2 separate regions of the Homo sapiens genome follow, and region 2 is linked to region 1. The links are chromatin contacts, found by Hi-C in ENCODE. All regions are on one chromosome and are shown on one strand. The core of a region is the stretch at or near the end of the contact, and the rest is flanking DNA. Distances in the headings are between cores, read along the strand shown. Region 1 has its middle 28 kb from the start of WEE1. Region 2 holds the start of IRAG1-AS1 (IRAG1 antisense RNA 1).

The links. Hi-C counts contacts between places; a loop is a spot of excess contacts on that map. Pooled maps may share reads with other maps.
Region 2: a loop to region 1 is called in a pooled map, with 7 times the contacts of the local background. The contact joins the promoter of IRAG1-AS1 here to the enhancer-like site in region 1. A Hi-C loop is called at or near these places in 6 of 50 pooled maps.

Annotation. Positions count from the first base shown.
Region 1 is chr11:9,599,699-9,603,157 of GRCh38, reverse strand. No RefSeq gene overlaps it. Among named protein-coding and RNA genes, the nearest start is that of WEE1, 28 kb to the right of the region's middle. RefSeq lists enhancers at 1,744-1,973, 2,034-2,203, 1,863-2,416, 2,464-2,543. Within about 2 kb of position 1,582, at least 17 of the 41 ENCODE cell types and tissues checked have a DNase peak (open chromatin) inside an H3K27ac peak, as active enhancers do.
Region 2 is chr11:10,539,662-10,543,120 of GRCh38, reverse strand. It overlaps IRAG1-AS1 (IRAG1 antisense RNA 1), which reads right to left and starts at 1,885. Exons shown (of 4, transcript NR_046375.1): 1 at 1,579-1,885. RNF141 (ring finger protein 141) reads left to right here and starts at 1,934. Exons shown (of 6, transcript NM_016422.4): 1 at 1,934-1,999. RefSeq lists an enhancer at 1,749-1,858.

The sequences.
Region 1 (3,459 bases), core at 333-2,832:
AGAAAAGAAAAGAAAAAGAATATTAGAATTTGGACTGCAATTAGAATATTAGAATTAGAATATGGGCAGCCACCCTAGTGGGGATTACTACATCATTGCTAAGTAATTTTTTTTTTCTTTTTTTCTTGAGACAGAATCTCACTCTATCACCCAGGCTGGAGTGCAGTGGCACGATGTTGGCTCACTGCAACCTTCACCTCCTGGATTCAAGCGATACTCCTGCCTCAGCCTTCCGAGTAGCTGGGATTGCAGGAATACGCCACCACATCCAGCTAATTTCTGTATTTTTAGTAGAAATGGGGTTTCGCCATGTTTCCCAGGCTGGTCTCAAACTCCTACACTCAAGCCATCTCCCTGCCTTGGCCTCCCAAAGTGCTGGGATTACAGGGGTGAGCCATCATGCCCAGCCGCTAAGTGTTTTTCAATTCTTTCCCACAACACAGTCAAATAGCCTTAGTACGTTGCCCATGATAATGAGGTCATGTGCCAAAACACGTAAGAACATGGCTGAGACCTCTCTCCTTGCTCTGTCAGTCCCTCAGGCCCCTGGGCTGTCCTCTGTCTCCTGGCTTCCAAGGCCTCAGCCCCTCTCCCAGGCTGCTTGCAAAAGTGTCTACCCAAACCCTCCCTCTGTGTTTGCTCCCTCTGAGTTGATCTCTTTTCTTATTATGCCCAAAGGGAGAGCCTTGAAGTCTTCTGGAAGGGAAACATCTACAGATGTAAATCTGCACGTGCTCCGTAAGAAGACTGGAGGTTGAGGAAGGGTTTCCTTCTAAGATCTGGTGCAGCCGGGAGTGGTGGCTCACGCCTGTAATCCCAGCACTTTGGGAGGCCAAGGCAGGCGGATCTCTTGAGCCCAGGAGTTCAAGATCAGCCTGGCCACTATGGCAAAACCTCATCTCTACAAAAATACTAAAATTAGCCGGGCACAGTAACTCCGGTAATCCCAGCTATTCAGGAGGCTGAGGCAGGAGAATCGCTTGAACCCAGGAGGCAGAGGTTGCAGTGAGTCAGGACCGCACCACTGCACTCCAGCCTGGGTGACCAGAGTAGAACCCTGTCTCAAAAAAAAAAAAAAAAAACCAAAAACCAAAAAACAAGCAAACAAACAAAAAAACCTAGTGCAGAAGAATAGGTGAGGGGAAGGGGCATTTGTGTTGCAGACTCCCCACGTGGGTCTGGGTCCCTCCCCGGGTGAGGGTATTTTCTGCCCCCCTAGATGTGTGAGCCAATGTGTGTGTGTGTGTGTGTGTGTGTGCGTGTGTGTATGTGGTCATGCATGAGCCTGTGTGACAGACCAACTGCATGCAACTGACAAGTGGGCAGCTGAGAGTGGGCAGTGATTGTCCCAGGCCCTTCCCACTCACTCCAGGTGCAAGCCGGGATCCAAGCCTTCTGCCTCTGGCTTGCAATTGAATTTGACATCTGCACTGGCCCTTGCTGCTCCCTAAGGTTTGAGCTCTTATTCACCTTCTGGCCACTTTGGTTAGCATCTCCTCCTCTAGTTTCAGCTTTCACATTAAACCGCAAACCCAGCCTGTGGGAAAGTCCTCCAGTCAACCTCACACCAGCAACACTCTTGGGGCTCAGCAGGAAATATGCATACTACTTCCTGTCGGGGAGGGAGCTAGATTCTTCCTGGTGCTGTCTGGACACCAAAGAGTAAGAAAGATAGAGAAGCAGCTGCTCTGCCAAAGGGGAAGAAATGCTCAGCTCCGAAGTACAGCTCTGCCCTCCACCACCAGCCTCCAGCTCTGTCTCTGCTGGGGCCACTCAGCATTCGGGAACCAAGAGATAGGAAGGGACCCAAGGGGACCTGTGGGTGGTAATGCTCAAGACTCAGGCACAAGGGCCTGGGCACAGAGGAGGCAGCACCAGGAACACTGGAGACAGGGGGATGGTGCAGGGGACATGAGGGACAGTGCCTAGATCAAGCCTGCTGAAGGAGCAGACGGCAGAGCTGGTGTTGCAGCAAGAGCAGCTGCTCTGGGCCCTTGCCAGAAGAAGATGGGGCTCCGAAGAGGACAGCATTGCAATGGTGACACAAGTCCTTCTCTTCTTTTCTTCCCAGGGTTGTTGTGACTCATTCCTTGATGGAAAAAGCCTAAGCTCTCTTATATACATTCCTTTCATTTGCTCATTCATCAATATTTTCAGCTTTGGTCTGAACAAGAATAAACAGAAATTCATATTTTTCAGAAGTTTGCTTATTGCAGAATTGAAACCCAGCAATGGAAAACATGAATCTGGCAGTGAAACTGGCTTCACTGGCAGTGAAACACACTATGCTCTTGCCACCCTAATAACCTGCACAGCTGCATTCCTCTGGGCCTTGTTCATGATGATGGATCCCGCTACCTAGGAAACCCTTCTGCCTCATCCACTTAGCAAACTCTTATCCATCTTTCAAGCCCTAGATGAGGTGTCGCCTCTCCTGCGAACAGCAATACCCAGCTCTTTATCCCGTGGATTCATTGCTTACCATTTGGTCCCCATAGTGACCTATGCTTGCCACAAAAGGACATTATTTTATTGTATATGGTTAGTTGTTTCTGCCTAATACCTCCACTACACTGTGTACAATGGAGAAGGAAGAAGGATTATCTTGTTTGTATTTGTATCTGTGTCTAGCACTAGCTAGTAACTGCTCAGCATTCAGGTACCAGGAGAAAGAAGGGGACCTGGGGTTGACATTGCCCAAGTCTCAGGCACAGAGGCCTGGGCACAGAGGAGACAGCACCAGAACACTGGGAGCAGGAGGATGGCGCAGGAGACATGAGGGTGCAAGGACTAGCACAGTGCAAGTCCTTAAAGTAAATGTTGCTGCACATGGTGGCTCACACCTGCAATCCCAGCACTTTGGGAGGCCAAGGTGGGCAGATGGCTTGAGCTCAGGACTTTGAGACCAGCCTAGACAACAATCCCGTTTCTACAAACAAACAAAAATTAGCTAAGCATGGTGACAGAAGCCTGTAGTCCCAGCTAGTTGGGAGGATGAGGTGTGAAGATGGCTTGAACCCGGGAGGTGGAGGTTGCAGTGAGCCGAGATCGTGCCACTGCACTCTAGCCTGGGCAACAGAGTGAGACTCTGTCTCAAAAAATAAAAATAAAAATTTTAAAAAAATGTTGATTGAAAAAAATGAACCAAAAAATTGAATCAGCAAAGTAAACGTAAGTGCCATTTCCCTGTATGCTCTGGTCCCTTCAGTGTCGAAGCCAGGAATCTAATTGGGAAGCATGTGGTGGAGCCAGGTCCTCTGTCTTCCCCAGCTTCAGTATTTTGCTCCATCTTTTAACGAGGAAGCTTAAGGCTGCGTGTGGTGGCTCATGCCTGTAATCCCAGCACTTTGGGAGGCCGAGGCAGGAGGATTGTTTGAGCCTAGGAGTGTGAGGCCAGCCGGGGCAACACAGCAAGACCCCATCTCTACAAAAAATTTTAAAATTAGCTAGACATAGTGG
Region 2 (3,459 bases), core at 636-3,135, 940 kb before region 1:
TTGTGTCTGTGTACTCAACGTTTAGCTCCTACTTATAAGTGAGAACATGCGGTATTTGGTTTCCTGTTTCTGCATTATTTTGCTTAGGACAATGGCCTCCAGCTGTATTCATGTTGCTGCAAAAGATATGATCTAGTCCTTTTTGTGGTTGTATAGTATTCCATGGCGTATATGTACCACACTTTCTTTATCCAATCCACTATTGATAAGCACCTGGGTTGATTCCATGTCTTTGCTATTCCATAATATTTTATAGTTTTCAGTATACATGTCTTTCTCATCTTTGGTCAAATTTGTCCCAAATTTGCTGCTTTTTTTTTTTTTTTTTTTTTTGCTGATAAGAGATATTTAAAAATTTTCCATTTCTAATTGTTCATTGCTAGTATATAGAAATACAACTGATTTTTGTATATTTGATTTTGTATCTTGCAACTTTTGTAAACTCACTTATGAGTTCTAGCAGCTTTTTTGTAGTATTCCACAATTTTCTTATGCAAATAAATGCAGTGCTACAACTTCCTTTCCAACTTGGATGCCTTTTATATATTTGTCTTTTTTTATTTCATTGACCAGAACTTCCAATACAATGTTTAATTGAAGGCAATTTTTACAGAGTAATATTTCTAACTCCCAGGCCCGGATTAGGCTGAACTATGGAATCTTGTTGAATTTGATATCTTTTGGAATTTATTAAATCATTATTTATACTTCATTTTTAAGCTTTTTCCTTTTCCAGTGTTCAAATATTCATCAAATGTTCAAATATTGAACAAGTACCATGCTGGCTGTCAGGGAAATAATGGTGCACAAACAGGCATGGACCTAGCGCTAATGAAGTCTTACCGTACTACCGAGGCAGTTTAAAACAGGAATTAAAAACACAGGTTCAGGGTTCTGTCTGCTTGGGTTTGAATCTGGCTCTGCTCCTTAATGGTTGTTTGACCTTGGAAAAGTTAATCGACTTTTCTAAGCCTGTGTCTTAGTGAAGGTATTAATAATACCTACTCACAGGATTGCTGTGAAGATTAAACGAATTAATACCTTTAAAGTCCTTAAAATACGGTTTGACATATAGTAAATGGTCAAAGAGTATTATTATTAGAGGGAAGAATTAGCTCTTCACAAGGTGAATCTACAAGTGACTGGTGAAGGAGGGGTGTACAAACAAGAAACATAAAAACCAGTTTAACTGCTAAGCATAGAGGCAGCAGTGTCAGCTGTACCTGGGTTAAAATCCTTGCTCTGCTGTTTATTGTCTAGGCAACTTTGACCAGACGACTTAAACAAGAGCAATGCCCGTAAAGTGCCTAGTGCAGTATTTGGCACACAACAGATGCTTAAAAGACAGCAATTACTGATTCAGACGTCCCGCAGAGCAGTAATATCACTAACATGTGCTCATCATCATATCTATCATTTATCAAAGCTCAGGATTTTGAACCTTGTAATTACTTTTCATACATTCTCTTATGCTTAACAACTCGGCTAGGTGAACACAATCCATTGCCTCATAAAGAAACAAGATGACCTTTGTGTATCTATCATCAGTGGGGAGGCTGGAGGTCTGGGAAGTGGTACCTTGGAGCCCAACTGTTGACCAAACCAGGGCTCTCAGTGCGGCCTTGGTCGCCAGCGGGGCGCTCCACTTTCCGCTCCGGAGATGGCACCAGGAGAGATGGGAGTCTGCCAGGCTGTTTCCATGGCCACCTCATGAAGCCCCTGCTCCGGGAGCGTGACAGGCGAGACTCTCCTTCGCCGCCACCTCTCGTCTCAGATGACCATCTGGGCTCGAAAGCCCTCAGGAGCTGCGGAGCGCGGGTCGGTAGGGGCGCTGCAGAGGAAGGTTGGGCGCCGTCTCCCGGCAACGCGCGGGGGGCGGGGCTTTGCGTCACAGAGGTGCGACCGGGTCCCGGCCTGAGTCGCGGCCACCCGCAGGTCTGAGCTGTGGGCTGAGGCAGCGCAGCCGCTGCCGCAGGGTGCGCGATGCCTTGAACCTGGGGTGAGCTCCGCGGCGCTGTCCTTTCGTGTTTCCCTTGCTAGCTGCTCCAGGACTCTGGGTCTGGGAAGAGAAACCCCAGAGGGCCCTCCGCTGCCGAGCCAGGCTTCCGCGGGGAGACAGGCCTAGCCCCGCCGCCCTCCCCGGGCCTCGGATTGGGGCGTGGGGACGGCTGGGGAGGCCATTCTATTGACGCCCGTCTTCTGCCCGGCGGGTTCCAGTTGCCCGGGGTGGCGGTGGCTTGTCCCGCCTCGGGGTGGTTCTGAGGGACCCGGAGAGAGTTTTTCCTTCTCTATCCCAAAACGGTTGTTTGAATATTGCCGCCGGCTCAGTCATTCGGCCGCCGGACTTAGCTGTTGGTTAAATGTCCAGGTGCGCTTGAGGAGGGGCTGAGGCGGCGTAGCCAGAGCGAGCGCTAGGGTGGCCCGCGGGCTCGGTCTCCGCCGGGCTGGACACCCAAATAAGAAACCTTTTGCCTGGGACGATAGCTCAGAAATAGCCACGTCGATCTACTTAGCCAGCCCCACACTTATGAATTGGCTTAGGCTGCTACCCTTCCCAAAGGTCTTTCCTTGTCAAACTAGCTGCTACCTTGAGACCCGGCTAAGAAAAGAACGTTTTCTTGCTAATAATAAGAAGGTAGTGATTACACAGCAGGAGCAGAAGGCTTCTGTGTTAGCTTTTGAAATTATTCCTTCAGTTATTTGTCTCGGCGTTACAAAATGTGGATTTACGATTGTTATTGAAATCGATCCCTATGCCCCTTATTAAAGGTAGTGTACCTTTTATATTCTGACACTGTCCTATTTAGCGGTGCCAGCTAATTCAGTTCTTGCCTCTGGCATATATATAAAGCTGCTGGAACACTTTCAATTGTTTATAATTCTTACATCTTCAGCACGAATTTATTCGTTTTCACTCCCTTCTGCCCATTCTTCTTGCTATAAAATGACCTCTACCCATTCAGAATTTTGTCTGGGGGCATGAGCTGCCACCGGCCGACGATCCTAAATTAGTCACCTCCATGTCGAAGTCACCCGTCTGAGAAGTGATGCTTTCTGAATTCAGAGCTCAAAAATAGTATGGATTTTTATCCTTTTCTTTCACATTGCCTGACTTCAGTTTCTAGAACTTTTTCTCAAGAATATGACTATATGTTTCAAAAATTAATATTTGTCATTTGGTGTAAATGAACTTTATATTCGATGTGTGTAGCCTGATCCTTCTTGGTTCCCATCTAAATACAAACACGCTTTCCTTCCCAAAAAGGCAAGGGAGGTCCAGAGAGAATTCTTACAAGTCTAATATGCTTTTTCCAATATGAAATGCATTTAGTAAACACACTGTTACTGTGAGAAATCCATATTCTTAATCTCCTAGTACGGCACTCTATCCTTTTGTAGTTTCTCTCTCCTTCTCTCTCTAATATATATGTATGTATCTTTTTCTGATCAAGATCTTTG